3 separate regions of the Homo sapiens genome follow, and all the other regions are linked to region 1. The links are chromatin loops, found by intact Hi-C in ENCODE. Cell type or tissue: B cell. All regions are shown on one strand.

The links. A loop is a pair of places that touch in the nucleus more often than their neighbours do. Peaks named below come from ENCODE experiments on the same cell type or tissue, not always from the same donor. Only the 100,000 strongest peaks of a DNase experiment are listed, where the experiment ranks them.
Region 2: it touches region 1 in a loop (30-fold over the local background); 91 of 110 quality-filtered maps call a loop at or near these places.
Region 3: it touches region 1 in a loop (2.1-fold over the local background); 23 of 110 quality-filtered maps call a loop at or near these places.

The regions. Positions count from the first base shown.
Region 1 is chr6:107,845,212-107,853,211 of GRCh38, reverse strand. It overlaps a transcript of SCML4 not described here. Among named protein-coding and RNA genes, the nearest start is that of SCML4, 25 kb to the right of the region's middle. RefSeq lists silencers at 4,862-4,961, 4,733-5,027. In B cell, CTCF peaks have their summits at 4,582 and 4,785 (motif pointing right); a DNase peak (open chromatin) is centred at 4,811; H3K4me3 peaks cover 1,253 bases; H3K27ac peaks cover 656 bases; H3K27me3 peaks cover 948 bases.
Region 2 is chr6:107,670,604-107,678,603 of GRCh38, reverse strand. LOC124901367 (a long non-coding RNA gene) reads right to left here and starts at 3,733. Exons shown (of 2, transcript XR_007059694.1): 1 at 2,243-3,733. RefSeq lists enhancers at 2,983-3,182, 2,716-3,296, 3,297-3,878, 4,776-5,275, 7,674-7,733. In B cell, CTCF peaks have their summits at 2,922 and 3,124 (motif pointing left); DNase peaks (open chromatin) are centred at 3,123 and 7,613; H3K4me3 peaks cover 1,134 bases; H3K27ac peaks cover 1,139 bases.
Region 3 is chr6:107,797,614-107,805,613 of GRCh38, reverse strand. The region is part of intron 1 of SCML4 (Scm polycomb group protein like 4); the gene reads left to right. Among named protein-coding and RNA genes, the nearest start is that of SCML4, 23 kb to the left of the region's middle. In B cell, a CTCF peak has its summit at 4,831; no DNase peak of the experiment used is centred here.

The DNA of each region.
Region 1 (8,000 bases):
ACTGCAACCTCTGCCTCCCAAGTTCAAGTGATTCTCCTGCCTCAGCCTCCCAAGTAGCTGGGATTACAGGCACGCACCACCATACTTGGCTAATTCTTGTATTTTTAGTAGAGATGGGGTTTCATCATGTTGGCCAGGCTGGTCTTGAACTCCTGACGTCAAGTGATCTGCCCGCCTCGGCCTCCCAAAGTGCTGGGATTACAGGCGTGAGCCACCGCGCCAGGCCTGAACTGTACTCTTAAACCCAGTTAAGATGGTGAATTTTATGTTGTGTGTATTTTACCACACTTTTAAAAATTGGGGAAAAAAACCAATGGGTATTGGACTGTGTGGTATTGGGACAAAAACAGATAGGCCAATGATATAGAATGGAAATCCAGAAACAGACCCACATATGTGGGCAGACTCACACTTGATGTACGGGACGAGTTGGCATTACAGCACCATGGGGAAAGAAGGCATTTTCGAAATATAGTGCTGGGGCAATAGCATATCCAATTGGGAAAAAAATGTTACATGGTCCCAGCCTCACGCCTTATGAAACAATTAATTCCAGGTGGTGTATAAATGTAAATCTGAAAGGCAAAACAATAAAAGCTTTTAGAATATAATATAGGAGAATACATTCATAACCTTAGGATAGGAAAATATTTCTTAAACAGGATACAAAGAACGTATATAGAAAAGAAATAAATTGATAAATTGAATTACATCTAAATGAAGACCTTTTGTTCTTCAAAGACACAATAAAGAAATTAACAAGGCAAGACACATAGTGAGAGAAGATATTTGCCACACATGTAATTGACAAAGGACTTGTATCCACACTAAACAAAAAGCAGCAAATTGGTAAGAAAAAAACTAGACAACCCCACAGGAAGACGGGCAATAGGCCTTTTTTTCAAAAAGGCACTTCACACCGCAGATGGATTTCTTCAGAAGCAGACCCTGGAAAGGAGTTTGCGGTGCAAGATGTTTATTAGGAATCAAGATGTTTATTGTGAACAAAGAGGGAAGAAGCAGGATGGAGCAGAGAAAGGAGTTGAACTGCGATGTAGCCTAGCACAGCTTGGGCCAACCTGGTGGGGCTTGGGAGTGGAATTGCTTATCAATCCGCCCCATTCAGGCTGAACGGCTGTGCTTTGGCCTTCCCTTGCTCATTCAACACTCAGTCATACTCAGGAAGAGCATGACCTTGGACAAGGTGGTTCTCTGCTGTTCGGGCAGAACCTGAAGGAGCTGGTGACCGTCTGCAAACCACACTCCCCACAGCTGGGCTGCAAGTCCTTGCTGGAAGGAAGACTTGAACGCCCTAGCTCCACGTCTACTGCATGTCCCAAGACAGCATATCCTAATGGCCAAGAAATACATGAAAAGCTGTTCAAGCTCTTTATCCATCAGGGACACGCAAATTGAAGCCACGATGAGCTATTAATTCAAGCTCACCAGAATGGCTGAAGTTAAAGGGATGGACCATATCAAGTGGAATTGAGAACATGTAACAACTGGAAATCTCATATATTCCTGGAGGGTGTGTACATTTGTGGATCACTTTGTAAAACAGTTTGCCGTTAGTTACACTTCTAGATATTTACCCGAAAGAAATGCGTGCACGTATGCACCAATAGACATGAACAAGAATGTTCACAGAAGCTCTATCACAATAGCCCTAAACTAGAAACAGCCTAAATGTTTACCACTAAAAGAATGGGTACATTTTTCTGTGTTTATCCAAGGGTTGTGGTAGGCAGCCTTTCAGATGATTCCTGCCTCCTGGTGCTCACATCTTCATGTGGTTCCCTCCCATGTGGGCCAGGGTTCTCCTACGTGACCAGTGGCTTGTGGGCAGCAGTGATGCTGTGCCACGTGACAGGCAACGTGACATTACAGCTTCCATCTTGGGAGCTCTGTCACTCACACTCTGTCTCTTGGCTTATTTGCTCTGGGGAATCTATGTCATGAGCAGCCCTATGGAGAGGCCCAAGTAGTGAGGAACCCAAGTCTGTCAACAGGCTTGGGAGTGAGTTTGGAAGAGGCTCCTTTAGCCCCAGTTAAGTCTTCAGAGACGACAGCCTCAGGCAGCAGCTTTGCTGCAACTGCATGAGAGGACCCTGGGCCAGAGCACCCAGCTAAGCCACTCTCAGATTCCTGACTTTCAGAACGTATGTGAAATAATAAACGTTAGTCTAAAGCTGCTATGTTTTGGGGTAATACATTATGCAGCAGTGGATAAATAATGCATTAAGATTCCACAAAGTACTGGCCGGGCATGGTGGCTGATGCCTGTAATCCCAGCACTTTGGGAAGCCAAGGGGGTGGGGTGGGGGTGGGGGGTGGATCACAAAGTCAGGAGTTCGAGACCAGCCTGGCCAACATGGTGAAACCCCATCTCTACTAAAAATACAAAAATTAGCCGGGCCTGGTGGCGGGGGCCTGTAGTCCCAGCTACTCGGGAGGCTGAGGCAGGAAAAATCGCTTGAACCCGGGAGGCGGAGGTTGCAGTGAGCCAAGATCGTGCCATTGCACTCCAGCCTGGGTGACAGAGCGAGACTCCGTCTCAAAACAAAACAACAACAACAGCAACAACAACAACAAAAAGATTCTACAATTTAACAAAAACAAATGAAATGCAGTTATACATGTTGACATGGGTAAATTTTACAGATGACTCCTTGTGTTATTTCATTATCTGAAGATCAAAAAATGGGTAACAATGAAGTACAGCGTTTGGGGATGCATGCCTAGATGGTACAAAAAAAATAAATCAAGGAACTGATTATCATGAAGGTCAGGATGGTGTTTACCCTTAGGGGCAGATGGGGTGGACACTGGGAGGGGGCATGAGGAAGGCTTCTGAACTCTTGCCAATGTGCTATTTCTTGATCTGGTTGGCGGTTGTAAGGGTTTTGGAGAAATCATCAAACTGTATGTTTCTGGTTTTGCCCTTTTTCTCTGTGTGTGCTATATTTCACAATAAAATGACAGAGAATTGGAGGAGAGAACTTGGAGAAAGTACAGACTTTTTAGAGGAATTTTGTTGCAGACAGGACAAAAAACAAAACAAAAACTAGTAGTAGCTGGAAGAGAAGTGGGGTCAAGATTTTCAAGAATGAGAGAAACAACAGTTGTTTTCTGCAGAAGGAAATCACCCACTGGAAAGGGAAGGTGATAAGGCAGGAGATAGGGATTGCTAGAGCCATGCTCTGGAGTGGGTGAGGGGAATGGTCCTGGGCTGAGCTGATGCCAAGGCCCTAAGGACCTTCAGTCAGGGCTCTCCAGATAAATCGAACCGACAGGAGATTGACAGATAAACACACACACACGGATGTATATATATCTCCTATTAATAAATCTCCCTCTATTTCTCTAGATGGATAATCTATCCATATAGACATATAGATGTCCCTCTCTCTATAGATAGATAATAGATCTTTCTATCAGTAGAGACAGATTGATTGATTTTTTAAGGCACTGGCTCATGTGATTGTGGAGATTGAGTCCTAAATCTCAAGGGTAGATCAGCAAGCTGGAGACCCAGGGAAGAACTGATGCTGCAGTCTCAAAACCAAAGGCCTCCTGGAGGCGGAATTCCCTCTTCCTCAGGAAGGTCGAGCTTTCTCCTTTCTTAAAAGGAAAGGACCTTTAACTGATTGGGTGAGACCCACCCACATTATGGAGGGTAATTTACCCAATCTACTGGTTTAAATGTCTCTTTCTCTCTCTCTTTGAAGATTGGGTTTCACTCTGTCGCCCAGGCTGGCAGTGGTGTAATCTCGGCTCACTGCAGCCTCGACCTCCCGGGCTCAAGCAGTTAATAGTTTGGAACCACAGGTGGAGCCACCATGCCTGGCTAATTTTTAAAATTTTTTGTGGAGACAGTCTCATATGTTGCCCAGGCTGGTCTTGAATTCCTGGACTCAAGTAATCCTCCTGCCTCGGCCCCACCTTAAATGTTATTCTTATCTGAAAAATACATTCACAGCAACATCCAGATCAATGTTTGACCAAGTATCTGGGTACCTTGGTCTGGCCAAACTGACCAATAAAATTAGCCATCTTGAATACAGCGTTGGCTCTGACCACTCTGCCCTTAACTTGCTGGGGGACGGGCGGGGTGGGGGAAGAGCCGCGTGGGGCGTAAGCACAACCCTTGCCCTTGATTTTCACTCAGAACACCTGAGTCTGGATTCTTCCACCTCTTAGAGAACATTCCCACAGCCTTGAGGGAAGGGGAAAGAGGATGAAATCATTGTGTGAATAATGTAAACCAAGTCTTCAGACCTCGATCTTTTCATTTTGGGTTAGCTGCAAGAGCCTGAGGATGTTACTGCTGAGTGAGGAGGATGTTCACATGTATTTTTCCTACAGCTTGACAAGTCTTATATTTGAAAAGATGAGATTTCCGTATCACACAAGGTGGCTAACTGGTGGGGCCAGGAAAGCATTCAGTTCCCCAATGGCCTAATGCCTGCAGAGGGGAGTCGGCAAAGGTGTTCTCAGGAGCGACGGGGGATCTCCCCTGGGGACGTCAACCGGAGGCTTCGTTCTGCCACCAGAATTTGGTGAGCAGGTAGGTGCTCCGTGGGATTCACAGCTGGGATTGCTTTGCCTGTGAAGACACTGCACGTGGTGTCTTCGGTGGAAACGGCCACTGTCTTCTTCCTGCCCCACGAAGCCCTAGCTCCCCCGAGGACTCTGCCGTGTTCCCTTCCTCCTTCCGGTCCAGGCGCTCAGCCCCCGGAGTCCGGATTCCAGCGGCAGCAGGAGAAATGAGCGGGCGGCTTCTCCCTCTGTGGCCACCAGGGGGCGCGAGGTGGCCGACCGGGGCCCGGCCAGGCTGGTCAGGGACTGGGAGATCCGCTGCCTCTTCTTGGAGTCCCGGGCCGGCCAGTGGGGCTGGAGCGACGCTGCCGTGCCCCCGGCTCCCACAGACCCCTCGCAGCCACGTCCCGGACTCCACCACTCTGGAGCTCAGGGTGGCCTCCGGCATTCGTTGAGTCAGACCCAGAGTCCCGACCGTCTCCCTTAGACCCAGCTGTTTCTCCTTGGACTCAGACGCAAAAAAAGGGTCCCTGTCGCTTCTCTAGTTTCTAGCGCCTTGCCTCCTAAGGGGGCTCCCCAAGGCCCGACCCCCGACCCCCGTCCTGGGGGAGGGGAACAGCTGCAGTTATTGCCTCAGAGCCTCTCCTAGCCGGGGGACAGATATAACCGACCCGGGCCATCAAGCCCGACCCTCAGTAGGACGCCCCTCACACAGCCCGTGCGTTCTGGCAGAAAGAGGGTCTCCAGATCCAGCACACCCCAAAAAAGATGCCCAGTTAAATTTGCATTTCAGATAAACAACAAATGAATTTTTAGTATAAACATGTCCCATGAAGTATTTGGGATGTACTTACACTTTGAAAAAGCTTTCCTTGTTTTTCTTGAAATGCAAATTTGACTAGGTGTCCTGTATTTTTCTTCTAGCAACTCTAGCCGGGAACGGATTTAGGTGCAGGGAGGGAGGGGGAAGCTTGAGGAGAAATAAAAACATGTGGGAAGCCCTCACTATGCAAGATACTTATTTCTATTTGGTCTTTTGAAAATCTATCTATATAATTCCATTTATAAAAACCCAGCTAGCTTTTTAAAAATCCTACTTCTCTCTGTTTTGTTTCAGGTAAGATCAAGTACAACCTTGTCTGTGACTTTTTTTATTTTTATTTTTTTTAGACAGGGTCTCACTCTGTCACCCAGGCTGGAGTGCAGTGGCACCAACACAGCTCACTGCAGCCTCTACCTCCCCAGCTTAAGCAATCCTTCCACTTCAGCCTCCGGAGTAGCTGGGACCACAGGTGTGCATTACCATGCCCAGCTAATTTTAATTTTTTTTTCTAGAGACAGAGTCTCACTATGTTGCCCAGGCTGGTCTTGAACTCCTGGGCTCAAGCAATCTTCCTACCAGGGCCTCCCAAAGTGCTGGAATTACAGGCATGAGCCACCATGCCTGCCCCCTACCCCACAACTTTTTTAAAAAGTTAGCTTTCTTAACAGATTTTTAAAAGAAGTGACTGATCATTTAAGTCATGGCACGTAGCTAAAGCTGCTGCCCTTCATGTCTATAGAAAATTTTCTTCAGAGGAGCTGAATATATTTATATTAATTTCTCTTTATGGGCAAATGTATATTTTGCTATTTTTGGCAGGGATTTACTTTTTGACGGGGGTCCACACTGAATAGGAATGATTCTGTGGGGTAGACATAGGGACGTCATGATACAGGTACCACCTGTACACCACCCTGAACAAGACCTTGTTCAAGACAAGACCCTCCTGGGGACCTTAACTCCTGGGTAACCATTTCACACCCACTATCCTATGGGACACACACACATGCACACACACAACAAACATGTAATATGTTTCTATTACATTTAGATTTTGGACCAAGGGTCTCAATCCATCCTAAGGAACCCAGCCACCTATAATATTCCTAATAACACTGCCTGGCCCTGCTTGAGTTCATTGCCCTCACTCCAAAGATGGGTGGCTCAGATGCAGATGAGCTCCCCCTTGGCCCTGACCTGCCTGGGTCTCAGAGGAGAGGAGGCCAAGTGTATTCATCTGCTAGGGCTGATGTAACAAATGCCACAATCAAGGGGGCTTGGACAACAGAGCTTGATTGTCTCACTGTTCTGGAGGCAGAAGTCCACACTCAAGGTGTCAGCAGGGTTGGCTCGGTCTGAGGCTGGTGAGGGAAGGATCTGTTCCAGACTCTTCTTGGCTCTGGGATGGTTCTCGTCTCCCTGTGTCTTTGCACTTCCTCTTCCCTCTATGCGTGCCCATCTCTGTGACAAGTTGGTCCTTTTTATGAGGACACCAGTCACACTGGATCGGAGCCCACCTAATGATCTCCCTTTAACTTGTTTACCTCTGTAAAGACCCTATTTCCAAATCAGGTCACTTTCTGAAGTGCTAGGTGTTAGGATTCCAACATATATTTTTTGGGGTGGATACAGTTCAACCCTTAACACCAAGGAAACCCTGATGAATGGAGGAGGAGTTCATTGGTGCTTGACAAGGACCTTTTTCAGGATCCAGTCAGTTCCTCAGTGGACAGGCTGCTAGGCTAAGGCTTTGGCCAGGAAGGTCCTAGAACTTGGGGAGTGCTGGCCTCCTGGGAGAGTGGAGTCTGAGGCCGGCTCCGGGCTGCTGGCAGGAGGCTCACTCAGGGAGCGCCCTTCTCTCCCCACATCAGAGGCCCACTTGTCTCCTGTCACTGCAGGTGGGGACAGGACCTTCACTGGAACATTCCCCACAGATTTGCCCAACACGTGTGGCACCTGAGTTCAATGGGGAGCCAGGCATTTGTCGAGGAAAGAAACAAGGGCCCAGCATCTGGAAGATACGAGGTAAAAATGTAATACCACGTGTAGTAAATGTTCATAGTAATTTGGGTCTCATAAAGCCCTGTGTCTCCACACTGTATCCTCTTGCTCATAAAACCCTAATGTAACCCTGTGTTCTGTCATACACAATTGAAATCTGAGGATTCCAAAGAACACCCTTGCCCATTCCTTTCTGAAGGAGCGTTGTCCCTGAAGAGTTTCAAATTCAGACTTGGGTCACCTATCATCCTCTTAAGATTGTAATGTTCTAATTAGTAACAGGAAATCTCTCAAGCAAGTGAGAAAATCCCTTTTCCTCCATTCGTTTGAAAAGAAAAAAGAATCCAGGCAATCATTCTGTAATTTCCGGAGAACCGTCACCTTTCCAGTAGCTGCTAAGGCCAAGGTGAAAACAAGCTAACAGTAGATGCCATCTCCTCCTAGTGCCGGGCCCCGGAGCGTCTCTAGGCTCCAGTGATGTTAACTGGTGGTCGGGGCCTCTGGGTCCCACTGCATTAGGACAGACTGTTTGACCTCTAAGCCTAATTTCAGATGATCCTTTTTGCTGATGTGAACTCCTTTGTGTTACTATGTTGGGGATGAGATTTTTTTTTTGTTTTCTAGCTCTGTCGCC
Region 2 (8,000 bases), 170 kb after region 1:
AAAAAATAAAAGTATAGGGGCATGTCAAAGGGACACCAGAGCCAACCTGAAAGAGCTCCAATGCCCAAACTGGAAGAATTTGAGCAAGAAAATAAATAACATACTATAAGCCAGAGTATAAGAAAATACATGAGTCCATACTGATATAAATAACTGATTGAATAAGCAAATGGACAGATAAATAGGAAAGACAAGTCTTTCTTACAGAAGGATTCCAGATAATACAGCATATGAACATACTCCATCCTCTAGGAGGTGAAACTTAATCCTCACCGATATGGTTTGGCCGTGTCCCCACCCAAATCTCATTTTGAATTGAAGTTTCCATAATCCCCAAGTGTAGCGGGAGGGATGCAGTGGAGGTAATTGAATCATGGGAGTGATTACCCCCATGCTGTTCTTGTGAGAGTAAGTGAGTTCTCACGAGATCTGATGGTTTTATAAGGGGCTTTTCCCCCTTTGCTCAGCACTCACTCCATCCTGCCACCCTGTGAAAAGGTGCCTTCTGCCATGTGATTGTAAGTTTCCTGAGGCCTCCCCAGTCATGCAGAACTGCAAGTCCATTAAACCTCTTTTCTTTATAAATTACCCAGTCTTGGGTATTTCTTCGTAGCAGCGTGAGAACAGACTAATACAATCCCTCTCCCCTTTCCCCCTTCTCCCACTTAAGGATGGGTTGCAATTGTGAATGGAAAGGGCATAGGGGAGGTAACTTTCCTATGGAAAACTCTGGCAAACATTGCCTTAGTCGGGTGACTAAGGCTAACTTCACCAGTGATGCTTCATGTTGACAGCATGTACTCTTGGATACAACATGATAAGAAGGACACTGCTCTGATATTATTCCCAAAAAACCATAAACACATTCTATTCATGAGAAAAACATCAGGCAAACTCAAAATTGAGAAACATTCCATAAAATACCTAACCAATATGCCTCAAAAGTGTCAAGGTCATGAAAAAGAAAGAAGGAAAAACTGTCATAGACCAGGGGAGACTAAGAAGATATGATGACTAAACAGAATGGGATATCCTAGATGGGATCCTGGGGCAGAAAAGGAACATTAGCGGAAGAACTAGTGAAATCTGAATAAACTCTAGAGTTTAGTGAATATTGATACATCAGTTTTGGTTTCTTAGTTTTGACATGGGTACCATGTTCTATAATTGTTAACAATGGAGGACACTGGGTGAGGGGTCTATGGCAACTCTATGTACTATCTTTGCAAGTTCTTAAAATAAATTTAAAATTATTTAAAAATAAAACATTTATGCCAAAAAATTTCCCTTGAAGTCAGGACAAGTAGGATGACCTCAAGATGCTAACTGACAGTGTAACAAAACAAAAAGAAACAAAATATATCAGGATTAAAAAGGAAAAGCTGAAATGTGCATTATTCAATATCATTGTTTACACAGAAAATCCAAAACAATAAACAAACCATTAGAACTGATAAGGCTTCAGTCAATTTCTATCAACACACACACACACACACACACACACACACACACAAATATTTACCTACATAACAGCAACAATAACAAAATGTATTTTTAAAGATTCCATTACAATAGCATGAAAAAGCTTATAATTTATCTAGAAATTAATTGAACATAAGATGCCCAAAGCCTTTACACAGAAACTTAAAAGGTTTCTTTGAAACACACAAAAAAGAAATCGAATAAACGGAAAGATACACCATGTTCATGGATGGAAAAACTTTATATCACAAAGATGACACTTTTCCACAAATTAATATAAACAGTAAAATTACAATCAAAATCCCATCAGAGTTTTTCATAATATACTTTCCAGGTAGTTTATTTCCACCAAGAAACAGGCCACATGAAAAGCTCCACAGAGCAATGACCAGTAGCAGCAGCCTCATCTCTTCTTTGCCAACATCCCAGCATGATGGGGCCTGTGCCTTAGTCCCCACTCACTCCAAAGGTGATGAGTGGGATGAATTTCAAAGCCAGGTGAGTTCTATTTTTTTTTTTTTTTAAAGCAGAGCAATGGAGAAAATTGGTTCCTGCTACTTCTATTGCTCAGGGACCAAAGCCTCTTCCTCTCTGGGATCTGTCCAGCCAGGACATAATAAATAACCCCACCAGTGGAAAAAACACTTTCATTTGATTCCATGAGTTTATAAATCAGTATGTTACTCAGTTATCCCCTGACTTCATCTAATATTTTTCTCCATCACTCCAGGGGGGATAGTGTCCGGCAGGAAAAACTTACATTCTGAAATGTGTGTTTCATCTTCTTCCAGTATGGAAAAGCGGGCTCAGTGAAGAGGGAAGAGCGAGCATCCACTGCCAGCTTTCCAGTTGGACACGAGCCATGCAAAGGCATCCAGGAAGAATCTAGTTGGAAGATGACTCTATCAGGCTGGATCGGAACTTGATGGCTGGCAGCTCACACGGAGACTGCACATGACCCGCTCGGAAGAGTCAGCCATCCGTTTGTGCTTCAGTGTCTGTTCCTCTAGTCAGAAGGAAGCTCTAGGACACAGCTTGGGCCAAAAGATAAGCCCCAACAATCGCACCCACGTGTGTATAGTACCTCATAGTTTGCAAATTACCTGATCTCATTTGACCCACATAAGAAGCCTGTGGATATCGTCGTTTGAAAGATGGGAAACATGCTATTTTACAGATGGGGATGCAAACCCAGACTTCAAATTCACACCTAGCGCGCAGGCAAGCCAGAACTCATATCCAATTTTTTAAAAAGGAGTGTCCTGAACTACTCCGTCTTCATACACCTCCTACATCATTGCTTTGTGTGGTGTTATCCCCAAATCTCCACCTGCATCCAGCTCTTCAAGCTGCAGTTCAGGCTTGGTTGAGGTGTCCGGCGGCGGCAATTTTACCCAACTGAAAGCAGAGAGAGGCATGTGGCTGGTCCGCAGGCAAGGCAGAGAGGGGTCTTTTGGTATCGTAATCATCAGGCCCCCACTAATAAGAAAAGCAGTCTCTGCAAACTAGGAACTTCAAAGAGCAACCAGCAACACCCTCTCAGCGTGCTGCGGCTCCTCCTGGGCCTGCTCGCAGAGCCATCCCCTGGCCAGCCCGCTGCTGACACCTTGTGGCCGACAAACAGAGTTCTTGCCCATTTCCTCTCAGAATTACGTCAAGCAAGGTGGCTGAGTGCTAGGAACCAGGCCCACCTCCTATTGTTCTTCCCGGGTTCCCCGACAGCCCCCTCCTCGGACGCCCAGGGCTTCAGGGTGGCTTAGTGTCAGGGCTGCTTAGGGGCCTGTGTGACCCTCAGTGGATGTCCGCTGAGTTTCCTCAGGACCCAGGCTGCCCAGCCCCTGCCAAGCCACGGTGGCAGTCACAGGGCCCTCTAGGTGGCACCTGCTGCCCAAGGCAGGAACCAGCACACACAATGCTCACCAAAAGACTGGCAGGTGAAATAAGGTTTTGCTCATAAAAGCGGGCATGAGCCAGATGCCTGAACATTGTTCTACTTTGGGGCCCTATATCTGCCACCATAAAGTGTGGGTGTCAGAGGGGTCAGAGGACACCCTGCTGGAAATAGAGCTTGTGGCAAACAGCCTCTGGGGACAGCCATTGAGGCAAATGACACCTTGGAGGCATAAATCACCCTAGGGACTTGTTCTGTTGTCAGTGGAAAAACAATTCAAATTCTAAGGAGACACTAATGGCAGCAGAGGGAGAGGGTGCCCCGTGTCTGCATGCCTACGCTTTGAGAAAAGGGATCTAACTAAATAGTAGAGAGTCTTGTTACTATTTTTTTTTTTAATTAAAAAAAATTTTTGAGACAAGACCCAGCTCTATCATCCAGGCTGGAGTGCAGTGGCACAATCTCGGCTCACTGCAACCTCCGCCTCCCAGGCTCAAGTGATCCTCCCACCTTAGCCTCCCGACAGCTAGGATTACAGATGTGAGACACCGTGCCCAGCTAATTTTTGTATTTTTTGTAGAGATGGGGTTTCACCATGTTGTCCAGCTTGGTCTTAAACTCTTGACCTCAAGGGATCTGCCCACCTCAGCCTCCCAAAGTGCTAGGATTACAGGTGTGAGCCACCATGTTAAGCCTTGTTATTATTTTAAAATGTGGTATTCAATGATTTTCGTTCAAGGCATTGTTAATATTCCAAACAATGATCATCACTGTGACTGTGATGAGCTTAATTAGATTAATAAAAATTTAAGATAGTTCTATCTGAAAGCACCAGGATCTCCCATTACATTGAGTAGTCAAGAGTCTGAAAGCAGCCCTCTGTTAATTAATCTCCAGCCCTCTGTTTCCCCACCTATAAAATGTTTGAACAAATTTGTATTTCTCGAAGTGTGGTTTGTGAACATGAATGCCTCAGAATCACACAGTCTTATTAAAAGATGCAGATTATAAGATCACTAATCTGAGGTCTGGGGATCTGCAATTTAACCCATTCTTCAAGTAATTCTTATGCACACGTATTTGAGAATCATTAAAGTGATGCAGGGCCTAAGATCTATTGAGACCTATTATGCACCAGGCACTGACAAGAGGTCTTTTCTCTTGAAGAGCCCACAGTCTTGTTGAGAAGATAGACAAGTGAATAAAAAGGTCCAGTAACTTACAAATGCTGTGAGGGAAAGGAGGAGAGAGTGGGTGACTGCCTGGGGGCATCATCTCTTCTGCTACCATTCCAATGTTTGTCTCCTCAAAACTCATGTTGAAATTCATGCCCCAATATAACAGCACTGTGAGGTGTGGCCTTTGAGAGCTGATTGGGTGGTGAGCGCTCTGCCCTCATGAATGGACTAATGGTCATCACAGGAGTAGGTCAGTTATCGCAAGAGCCAGTCTGTTACAAAAGGCCAAATTGGCTCTCTCTGATGAGGCCCCTCTCCATGTGATGCCCTGGGTCGCCTCAGGACTCTGCAGAGAGGCCCCATCAGCAAGAAGGCCCTCACCAAATGTGCTCCTAGACCTTGGACTTCCCAGCCTCCAGAACTGTCAGAAATAATTTTTTTTTTTAGCTTTATAAATTACCTAGTCTCAGGTATGCAGTTACAGCAACAGAAAAAGACTAGGCAGCTTCACAAAGGAGGTGGTACTGGAGCTGAGTCAGGAAAAATGGGTTCCCCAGGGCACTGAGTTCGGCTGAGGGGGAAGGAGAGGCCGTCCCAGACCTCAGGGGCAGCATGTGACTTTCGGCCTCCCCCTCGGGCTGGGACTGTGAGGCATCTGATGCCCCGCCCCTGGGGTGAGGCCAGCATCTGTAAGAGGAGAGGGACGCATTAAGGATTAGCCTGCGGTTTTCATTTGATCCAAAAATGGATCCAAAGCTCTGGTAATCTCATCCTCTCCTTCCAAAGAAGTAAGAGGTCAGGTCCTCAAACAGGGAATACCCAAGGGGCCCCGCCCCATGTCCACCACAGTGCGCGCCTGTGGGAGGCTGCAGGAGCGATGGGTCAGGCAGCTTCCGCAAAAGCAGGCCTAAGTTCTGTGTCAGCAAATTATGTTTTTAGTAAAAAGCGTTTACTATTTAATCAGGTTTTCTCCTTCTTATTTCTCTTTCTTCTTCTCCCCTTGTTTCCTTTCCATTTTCTTGACAGTCTGATATTTAAAACTATTTTCTATAGTATTTGGAAACTGCACCCCGAAATATCTTTAGTTACCTAGTACATGGGATCTAATTCTTGTTCTTAAATTTACCCCATCCCTCAGCATGAGTTCGGCCCATGCCTTCTTACCCAAATAGCCATCGTCCTGGCCTCCTCAGTCTAGTGGCCTTGGGTATACACTGAGAAGAGTAAAGCCAGGCTAAGCACCATCCCATTGATCTTCTGCTAGTGACACGCTGGAGGTTGCTTCTATCAGCTCACAAGAGCTGATTCTAAATTTTCAGAAATTTTCTGAGAAGCTGTTAAGTATAGACATTATTAAAAGTTAAATTATACACACTTAAATAAGTTATATTAAAAGAAAAGGTAATAAATGCTAAGAACATATCGTTTCCATTATTTTACTACATTATATTATCATCTATTCTCTTGAGGTTATTTACATCTATTATATCTGCATAGTAGAAAATTATATAAGAATGTGTGGCTACACATGTCTTTCTAATTGAGTTCTGTGACATCACAGTGTTAGCTTGAAATCTGTCATGGTGAGAATATTTACACCATGGATGTAAATTGGCAAGTGCTGGGAATCAGGTCTTGATTTATTGTTTTGTTGCTTGTCTAGACTTAAAGTGATGGGGAATGTTCATAATGAAGATTAAACTCAAAAGAGTGCCACGTCTGTGTCTGTGGCTGTTACATTGTGAATAACATGAAAATTTGAGGAAATATTCTCCCAGTATTTGATTTAGAAAAGAAGTCACTCATGTCGTTGATGAATGAGTGAGGTTTCAACCTATGTCTTCGTGGTTTCACTTTTGTCTAATACATTAACATACAAGAAAATATCATTCAACATTTATATCAGAACTACACTCATTCAGCAATTGCAACCAGGTAGTTACAAGAATTCAACAAAAATCAACAAGACCATGCTGTGAGAATCTATTGGTTCTATGGAATTTATAACAAAGAGTGTTATATATTTTATCGTTATTATAAATTGCATGTTCCACATCTTTCATAACAGCAAAATGTATAATAAACTTACGTACTTATGGATAATCACGCTTTTTCCCCTCAGAGAGCCCACAGTTAAACACGTTCCAGCACACCATTAATCCACCGAGCTCTGTGTCTGTGGAACACAACTCACACCCCACATCAAGGCAGCAAACACTTTAATCGGTTCTAATTCCAAAGTAACTGCTGAAAGAAGCATTCGGAGAGTTCATGAAGACCCGGGTTCCCATCTTGATCCTGCTACTCACGAGCTAACTGCCACTAGACAAGTCACTCCGCCTTTCTCTATACCTCACTTCCCACATGTGCAAAAATGAGGGCATTGAACAATACGAACAATCCTGTCCTTTCCAGCTCTCAAATGTCATGGCTTATGCACATGTGAGAAAGGGACGGCTCCGAAGTTGCAGGAATTCAAACCAACCTAAAGGCTTCCAAATGTCATCTCTGAGGTCATGTTCTTTACTCACTGTACCTTCAGATGACATGAAAATCAGGCAGCTAGAAGGGCGAAGAGAAGCCTTCTTTTGAGCCCTGTCCATTTGAGATGACATAGCCATGGGCATGGGAAGGGAGTGAGAAAGATGGACTAAATTTGCTCCGTAAGCAGGGCCCTGCCGTCCTCGCTTCCTCAGCTCCTGCCCCTCTTCCTCTGGACTCAGGCTTTTCTGCTCCATGGAGCCTCTTGGGCACTGAGTTCTCCCCACACAGCAGAAACGAGCCCAGCACAGAGAGCTCCCTAACCTGAGGGATGGCCTACAAGAGATTAATAGCGAACTTGTAGGAAGGAAGGATGCGAAAGCTCACACAGGTCTTTCGTAGCCTTCACAACGTTGGGCAGGAAATGGTTAATCAGGGCCGGCCCTGAGCCTGGACGGCTGCAGGCAGGGAAGGGGCAGCGATTAATTACACTACACAGGAAGTGCAGGCCTCCATCCCTCTGCCCAACGGGGAAATCCATTTTCAATTCTGACCTCAATGTGGAAGTGACTCTTCCTGCCAAAAGGAGAGGAGTACAAGCGTCCCCTCCCCCACAGCACAGCAGAACCAGAAGACAGAACACAGGCAGATGCAGCACCAGGGGTAGGCAAAGCCCAGGCAACGTGCACAGCAGGCAGCTTGATGGAGAAAGTTTTCCTTAGTGGCACCTGATGAGACAACTCTTCCTGTACATGCACTGAAACAGGGAATAGGTACAAAAAAAAAAAACAAAAACCCAAGAAAATGCTACTTGGTATGGAACAGGAATAACAGGAGACACAGACAAGGTCAGCAGAACCTAGAAGGAGAGTCCAGACACACGAGACATTGCCTATAGTTCCATAGCAAGGAGTGCAGCCTGGGCAGCCTGAGACCCTTTCCTTAAAAAAAAAAAATGGTGTTTTTTG
Region 3 (8,000 bases), 48 kb after region 1:
GTGTAGTTTGACAGCTTTCATGTAACAGAAACACCAGGGCCCATAAAATCAGGCCAGTGTCAGGATTTCAGGTGTATTAAGTATTTCAGCAGTGGCTGCCATCCTTCACTTTCATTTAAATGGGGGTATGAAAATGGAAGGACGTGATGCTTTCAAAAGGCCACAATCTCAGTCCTCCTCACAATTAGTGAGAATAAGCATGCCACTAAAAAAGATGATATCTGATGTTTTCTCATTTATTCATTTAGACTTTGTTATCCCTGTATTTTAGGCACTGTCTTAGAATAAAAGATAAGTAGGGTGTGATCCTAGCCTTCATGGAGCTGATGGTGTAGTAGAGGGGTTAGCAAACATTTTCTATAAAGGGCCAAATAGAGAACATTTCAGATTTGGGGGCCATATGGTTTTGATGGCACCACCCTTGACAGCCACCCCATGCCTGCTCCACACCCCTAACTCTCCAGTACTCACTTCCTGCCTCAAGCCTACTGATCCCTCTTTTTGCTTCCTATAGCCATTTTTTCCTCACCTGCAAAATAGGTAGGAATGCCTCCAGCACAGGCTTATTGTGAGGATGAGCTGAGTTGACTGACTGTGTAAAGCCCTCATTTGGGGTCTGGCTGCCACTTTATTTGTTTAGTTTTGAGACAGGGTCTCACTCTGTTGCTCAAGCTGGAGTACAGTGGTGCGAACACAGCTCATTGCAGCCTTGAGCTCCAGGCCTCGAGAGATCCTCCTGCCTCAGCCTCCCAAGCAGCTGGGACCACAGGGGCACACCATCACGCCTGGCTAATTTTTTAATTTTTGTAGAGTCTCACTATGTTGCCCAGGCTGGTCTCAAACTCCTAGGCTCAAGCAATCCTTCCGCCTTGGCTTCCCAGTTGTGCTGGGTTTACAGGTGTGAGCCCAGCTCTGGCTGCCACACTTTATCCTTTCCAGAGATTTTTAAAAAGGGACAACTGGATAATATTCTCTGCTGCTAGGAGAAGATGTTTGGAGAGCTAAGCCATATTTAAAAATTAAATAGGTGTGTGTGTCTGTACATATATACACATAGGTATAAAATATTGTGTTTTGATTCTGAAAATTAGATATACTTGGAATGCAAATTGCAACATATTGCAATTTGATTCTGGCCCACATTCTCTCCTGGCCCCTCCAGACTCTCCTTTGGGCACCCTGCATCTGAAAGGCTGAAATTAAAATTGAGAATGGAGACCTGGATCCCATCTTGCCTTCCCAAGGGGGCCTGGCCTTGGGGCCTGGCCTCCAGTAACTATGGGCATCCTGCCAGGGCTTATTTTGTAGCAGACCTTTTTCTTTAATTATATTTTTGAGTTGTACAAGTTGTGCACACACACACACGTTTCATGTTTAAAATGTAAATTAGCAAATTAGTACAGAATTCACAAAGCTGTGCTCTCCAACTAGCAGCCAGAGTGAGCCTTTTTAAATGAGTCAGATCACATTTCTGCTCAGCTCAGAAATGCCCAGTGACTCCACATCTTGCTCAGAAAAAGAGCCAATGCTCTTTTTTTTTTTTTTTCTTTTTCTTTTTTTTTTTGTTATTGATCATTCTTGGGTGTTTCTCGCAGAGGGGGATTTGGCAGGGTCACAGGACAATAGTGGAGGGAGGGTCAGCAGATAAACAAGTGAACAAAGGTCTCTGGTTTTCCTAGGCAGAGGACCCTGCGGCCTTCCGCAGTGTTTGTGTCCCTGGGTACTTGAGATTAGGGAGTGGTGATGACTCTTAACCAGCATGCTGCCTTCAAGCATCTGTTTGACAAAGCACATCTTGCACCACCCTTAATCCATTCAACCCTGAGTGGACACAGCACATGTTTCAGAGAGCACAGGGTTGGGGGTAAGGTCACAGATCAACAGGATCCCAAGGCAGAAGAATTTTTCTTAGTACAGAACAAAATGAAAAGTCTCCCATGTCTACCTCTTTCTACACAGACATGGCAACCATCCGATTTCTCAATCTTTTCCCCACCTTTCCCCCGTTTCTATTCCACAAAACCGCCATTGTCATCATGGCCCGTTCTCAATGAGCTGTTGAGTACACCTCCCAGACGGGGTGGTGGCCGGGCAGAGGGGCTCCTCACTTCCCAGTAGGGGCGGCCGGGCAGAGGCGCCCCTCACCTCCCGGACCGGGCGGCTGGCCGGGCGGGGGGCTGACCCCCCCACCTCCCTCCCGGATGGGGCGGCTGGCCGGGCGAGGGGCTGACCCCCACCTCCCTCCCAGACGGGGTGGCTGCCGGGCGGAGACGCTCCTCACTTCCCAGACAAAGTGGCTGCCGGGCGGAGGGGCTCCTCACTTCACAGATGGGGCGGTTGCCAGGCAGAGGGTCTCCTCACTTCTCAGACAGGGCGGCCGGGCAGAGGCGCTCCCCACATCTCAGACGATGGGCGGCCAGGCAGAGACGCTCCTCACTTCCCAGATGGGGTGGCGGCCGGGCAAAGGCGCAATCTCGGCACTTTGCTGGGCCAAGGCAGGCAGCTGGGAGGTGGAAGTTGTAGCGAGCCGAGATCACGCCACTGCACTCCAGCCTGGGCACCATTGAGCACTGAGTGAACGCGACTCCGTCTGCCATCCCGGCACCTCGGGAGGCCGAGGCTGGCGGATCACTCGCGGTTAGGAGCTGGAGACCAGCCCGGCCAACACAGCGAAAACCCGTCTCCACCAAAAAAATACGAAAACCAGTCAGGCGTGGCGGCGCGCGACTGCAATCGCAGGCACTCGGCAGGCTGAGGCAGGAGAATCAGGCAGGGAGGTTGCAGTGAGCCGAGATGGCAGCAGTACAGTCCAGCTTTGGCTCGGCATCAGGGGGAGACCGTGGAAAGAGAGGGAGAGGGAGACCGTGGGGAGAGGGAGAGGGAGGGGGAGAGGGAGAGGGAGAGGAGGGAGAGGGAGAGGAGGGGGAGGGAGAGGGAGAGGAGGGAGAGGGAGAGGAGGAGCCTTTCCAATTTTCTTTCCTTCCTTCCTTCCTTCCTTCCTTCCTTCCTTCCTTCCTTCCTTCCTTCCTTCCTCCCTCCCTCCCTCGAGCCAATGCTCTTAAGTGGCCTGAAAGACACTCTATGCTCTGCCCCCACCTCTCTCCCACACCATTTCCTACCCCGCCTTCCCTCTGTCACTCTGCACCCAATACCCTGGGCTCCTGACTGTCTTTGAACTGTCCACCACAGGACTTTTGCACTTGCTGTTTTCTCTGCCTGGAATGTTTTTCACTCCCATATGCCCATAGCTTTAAGTTCCTTGAAGTCTCTGCTCAAACATACCTTAGTGAGACTGGACCATCAATGTCAAATAACATGCTCACTGCCATCATGCTCTATCCCCCTTAATCTAATTTATTCTTGTAATATTTATCATCACCTGACTTGCTGCATATCATTTGGTTGTTTATTGTCTGTCTCTCACGAATATAAGTTCCGTGAGAACAGTGACTTTTTGTTGTTGCTCGTACTGTATCCTCAGTGCTCAGAACACTGGCACGTAGGAGGCACTTGAGAAATATTTGTTGAGTAAAGAAATGAATAGGCCGGGTGCAGTGGCTCACGCCTGTAATCCCAGCACTTTGGGAGACAGAGGCGGGCAGATCATGAGGCTAGGAGATCGAGACCATCCTGGCTAACATGGTGAAACCCTGTCTCTACTAAAAATACAAAAAAAAAAAAATTAGCCAGGTGTGGTAGCGGGTGTCTGTAATCCCAGCTACTCGGGAGGCTGAGGCGGGAGAATCACTTGAACCTGGGAGGCGGAGGTTGTGGTGAGCCGAGATCCAGCGTGGGTGACAGAGCAAGGCTCGGTCTCAGGAAAAAAAAAAAGAAATGAATAATGAAGACTGTAGTCAAAAGTCAGAATTTCTGTCTCCACCCTCCATGTGCTAACCCCCATTCCACATTTCTCAGTCATACGCCCTGTCAGCAACATATCCTTCCAGGAACTTTGCATATGTAAGAATACCTAGAAGCTTCTGCTTCCAGTTAGGATGTAGAAGGATGTGAAAGACATTTGGACTTGGGAAAAACCTGGAGAAATTAAAACCATACTTTTCTATGAGACTAGTGAAAAGTAATGGACACAAAAAAATCTCGATGGACTCTATTCTGGAGAGAAATGAGCTCATTGTAGGATTAGCAGAGTTATAGGTTCCATACCTGGGGTGGGGGGCAGGTAGGCAGGCATAGGTGGGTGGAGGACTGGAGTCTCGCCAAGGAGACGCCCTCTGAGCCATCTGGGAGGATGACTTCGTATGTACCTAGCCAGAAAAGGGAGGTGGGGAAGGGATTACAGGAGTTGGGAATCGTGTGTATAAAGATAGTGCTGTCTGGAGAACAGTGAGAGTGTGACCTGGGTCTGCAATGGAAGAGTGGGCTTACCATAGACAGAGAATTTACAAGGAGAAATCGGTTGGGCTTTACATAACAGCATGTGCTACTAGAAGGGACTGGAATCTGAAGGACCCTCTGGTTCAGTCAGAAGACATAAACCACATTGGCAATTGGAATAGGGAAGTTTTAATATAAAAAACTCTTAAAGTAGTAAATGCAGAGATCAGTAACTACTCTGAAAGTTCAAAGAAAAGTAAATGATGAAGGAACGCAGAAACTTGGAAGAGGGGAGCCCCTGCAAGGTTAAGATTCGGACTCTTGTCAATGGACAGGGCAAGTTGACTGATATTGGGGAGCACTTGCTCCCAAATCAAATAACTGTCCTCCTCTGTTTAACACTGCCAGGACCCTTGCTTATTGATCTACTTGCCACCAAGTAGAAAAATACAACACTGGAAGAAGAAAAAGTCCTTTTTTCCTCTTCCAGACTTGCAATGTGTCTCCAATGCCCTCTATTGACAGGACCTAACATTAAGCCAACTGGCAAAGAAGTAATGTCTGTAGAATTGGGCCCCAGTATAACAGAGAGGGGGAAAGAAAGATGGATTTGTTGCTGAAAAGCAATAAATTCTTAAGTGGCACAAAACACATACACAAAAAACACAAATTCATTTTTAAAATACCCCAAACCTCCCCCTTTCTGAATTTTGCTGAGAAAGGACCAGTGAAGGAAAGGCTAATAGGTAGATAAAAATCACATCTTTTCCAACATTCTTCTGGTTTTTGCATCCTGGGACTCCTGCAGGAGTTGAATTCAAAGGTAAACAAAAAATAGATGAGACTGGTTGGGTATTGGGCAAACAACAGGTAAACTCAATCTAAATAAAGCTGCAGCTCAGCACTAGTTCAACTCAATTGTAGGCAAATTTGAATAGCCCCTAGATAGAGAAAAGGGCTTGCGATTCTGGGAAATAAATAAAACCAAGCAAAAAAATTAGTATGTTACATTATCCACTGTTAACACAATTTTTGGAGTTTAATTTTTGTTTAATTAGACATGTAAAGAAGGCGGAAAATGTTACCCATGGTCAAGAAAAATATAGACAATAGGAGCATATCCATGCTGAGGGCAGTGGTGTGTGCCTATAGTCTATTCCAACTACTCGGGAGGCTGAGGGGGGAGGATGGCTTGAACCCAGGAGTTCAAGACCAGCATGGGGAACAAATTCAGACCCCCCCATCTCAAAACAACAAAACAAAACAAAAAACCACATTCCCACTGTGGATTCAATACTAGAAAAAAAAAAAAAGGAACATATCCACAGTGGACCTAGATATTGCAATCATCAGATAATGGGCTTTAAAACAACTATTTTAAATATGTTAAATAATTTAAGGAAAAGAGATGGATATTTTAGAAAAGAAATGGAAACTCTAAAGATAAAAACAAGTAGAAATTGAAATTCTAGAACTGAAAAATACAATATAAGACATAAAAATCACTGGATGGGGTTAGCAACAGATTAGCCACTGAAGAACAAAGTATAAGTGAAATTGAGCCAAGAAAGAAAGCAATGATTTACAGGCAAAAAGCAGAGATGAAAAGAAATTATAAAAAAACTAATTCAAAAGAAGGCAGGAAAAGAGAAAAAAGGACAAAACTAAACAAATAGAAAGATGGTAGACTTAAACTCAAGTCTATTGTCTATCAATAATTACATAAAATATAAATGGAGCAAACACATATTAAAAGGCAGAGATTATCAGACTGAATAACAAAAACAAGATCCAACTATGTTGGCTACAAGAGACAGACTTTTTATATAAAATTGCAGGTAGTTTACAAGTAAGAGATCAATAAAAGATACTGTGCAAACATTCATCATAAGAAAGAGGGAGTGACTATAGCAATATCATACAAAGTAGACTTAAAGACAAGCAGTTTTATCAGAAATAAAGAGGGACACTCATAATAATAAAAGAGTCAAATCATCAAGAAGATATGAAACTCTTAATGTATTTGTACTATAATAACAGAGCTTCAAAATACATGTAGCAAAAACATACAGAAATAAAGGGACAAATAGGCAATTTCACAATTATGGTTGCAGATTTTAACACTGCAGTTTTAGTAACTGACAGAACAACTGAAATACTTACAAGGGTATAGAGGATTTGAAAAGCACTATCAACTAACTTAACTAATAGGTATTTATAGAACACTATAGAACTACAGAATACACCTTCTTTTCAAATGCACATGGAACATTCACCAACATAGACAATAAGCTGGGCCATAAAACAAGTCTCAATACATTTCAAAGGACTGAGATCATACAGAGTGTTTTAGAAGTCAATAGCAGAAACGTCAGGAAAACCCCAAATATGTAGAAATTAAAACATACTACCAAATAACCCTTGGGTTAAGGAAGAAATCACCAGGAAAATTAGAAAATATTTCGAACTGATGAAAACAGAAAAGAAAGCTCAGCATACTAAAATGTGTTGGATGTGACTAAAGGGACGAGTAGAGGGGAATTTGTGGTTTTAAATATTCACATTAGAAAAGGAAAAGGTCTACAAGCAATTATTTAGGCTTCTACCTTAAGAAGCTAGAGAAAGAGGAGTAAATTAAGTCCAAAGTAAAAAAAAGGAAGCAATCAAATTAAGAACAAAAATCAATAGACTAAAAATCAGACAATAGAGAAATATTGGCAAATCAAAAGTTCTTTGAACAGATCAATAAATAAGATTGATAACCCCAAGCAAGATTGATCAAGAAAAAGAAAGAAAAATGCAGATTACCAGCAGAGGAATGAAAGAGGAGGCATCTCTACATCACTAAGAATATTAACATAATAACAAGGAAGTATTATGAACAATTTATGTTAATAAATTCACAACAAATTTTTTGAAAAACACAACTGACCAAATCTGACATAAGATGAAATAGAAAACCAGAAAAGCCTTCTATATTAAAAAAATGAATTTATAATTAAAAACTTTTCCATAAAAAGACTTTCAGACTCAGATGACTTCTGTATGAATTCTATCAAATACTTGAGGGAGAAATAATATATCTTATATATGCTCTTTGAGAAAACAGAGACAGAGGAAACACTTCTGATTTCTTTGTTATTGCTTTGAGGCCACCATAATCCTGTCATCAAACTTGACAAGGATACTATAAGAAAAGAAAATTGTAAACCAATATCCTTCATGCATGTATATGCAAAAATCCTTAAGAAATTATTAACAAATAAAATTCATCAACTCATAAAATGGATAGTATGTCATAGTCTACTGGAGTTTACTTCAGGAATGCAAGCTTGTTTAGCATTCTAAATCCATCAGTGTAATTCTGCATAACAGAATAAATGATAGAAATTATATGATCATCTCAATAGATGTAGACAATGCATTTGCAAAATTTAATGTCTGTTCACGATTAAAAAAACCTCTTAGGATACTAAGAATAGAAGAAAGTTTCTCAATTTGATAAAGAGCATCTATGAATACCTAAAGATAACATCATACTTTAAATATTTTTAAAATTTAAGCTAAAATCAGGAACAAGCATGGATGTCCTTTCTCACCACTTATATGCAGCATTATCCTGGATTTCCAACCACTGTAACAAGGCAAGAAAAGAAATTTAAAAA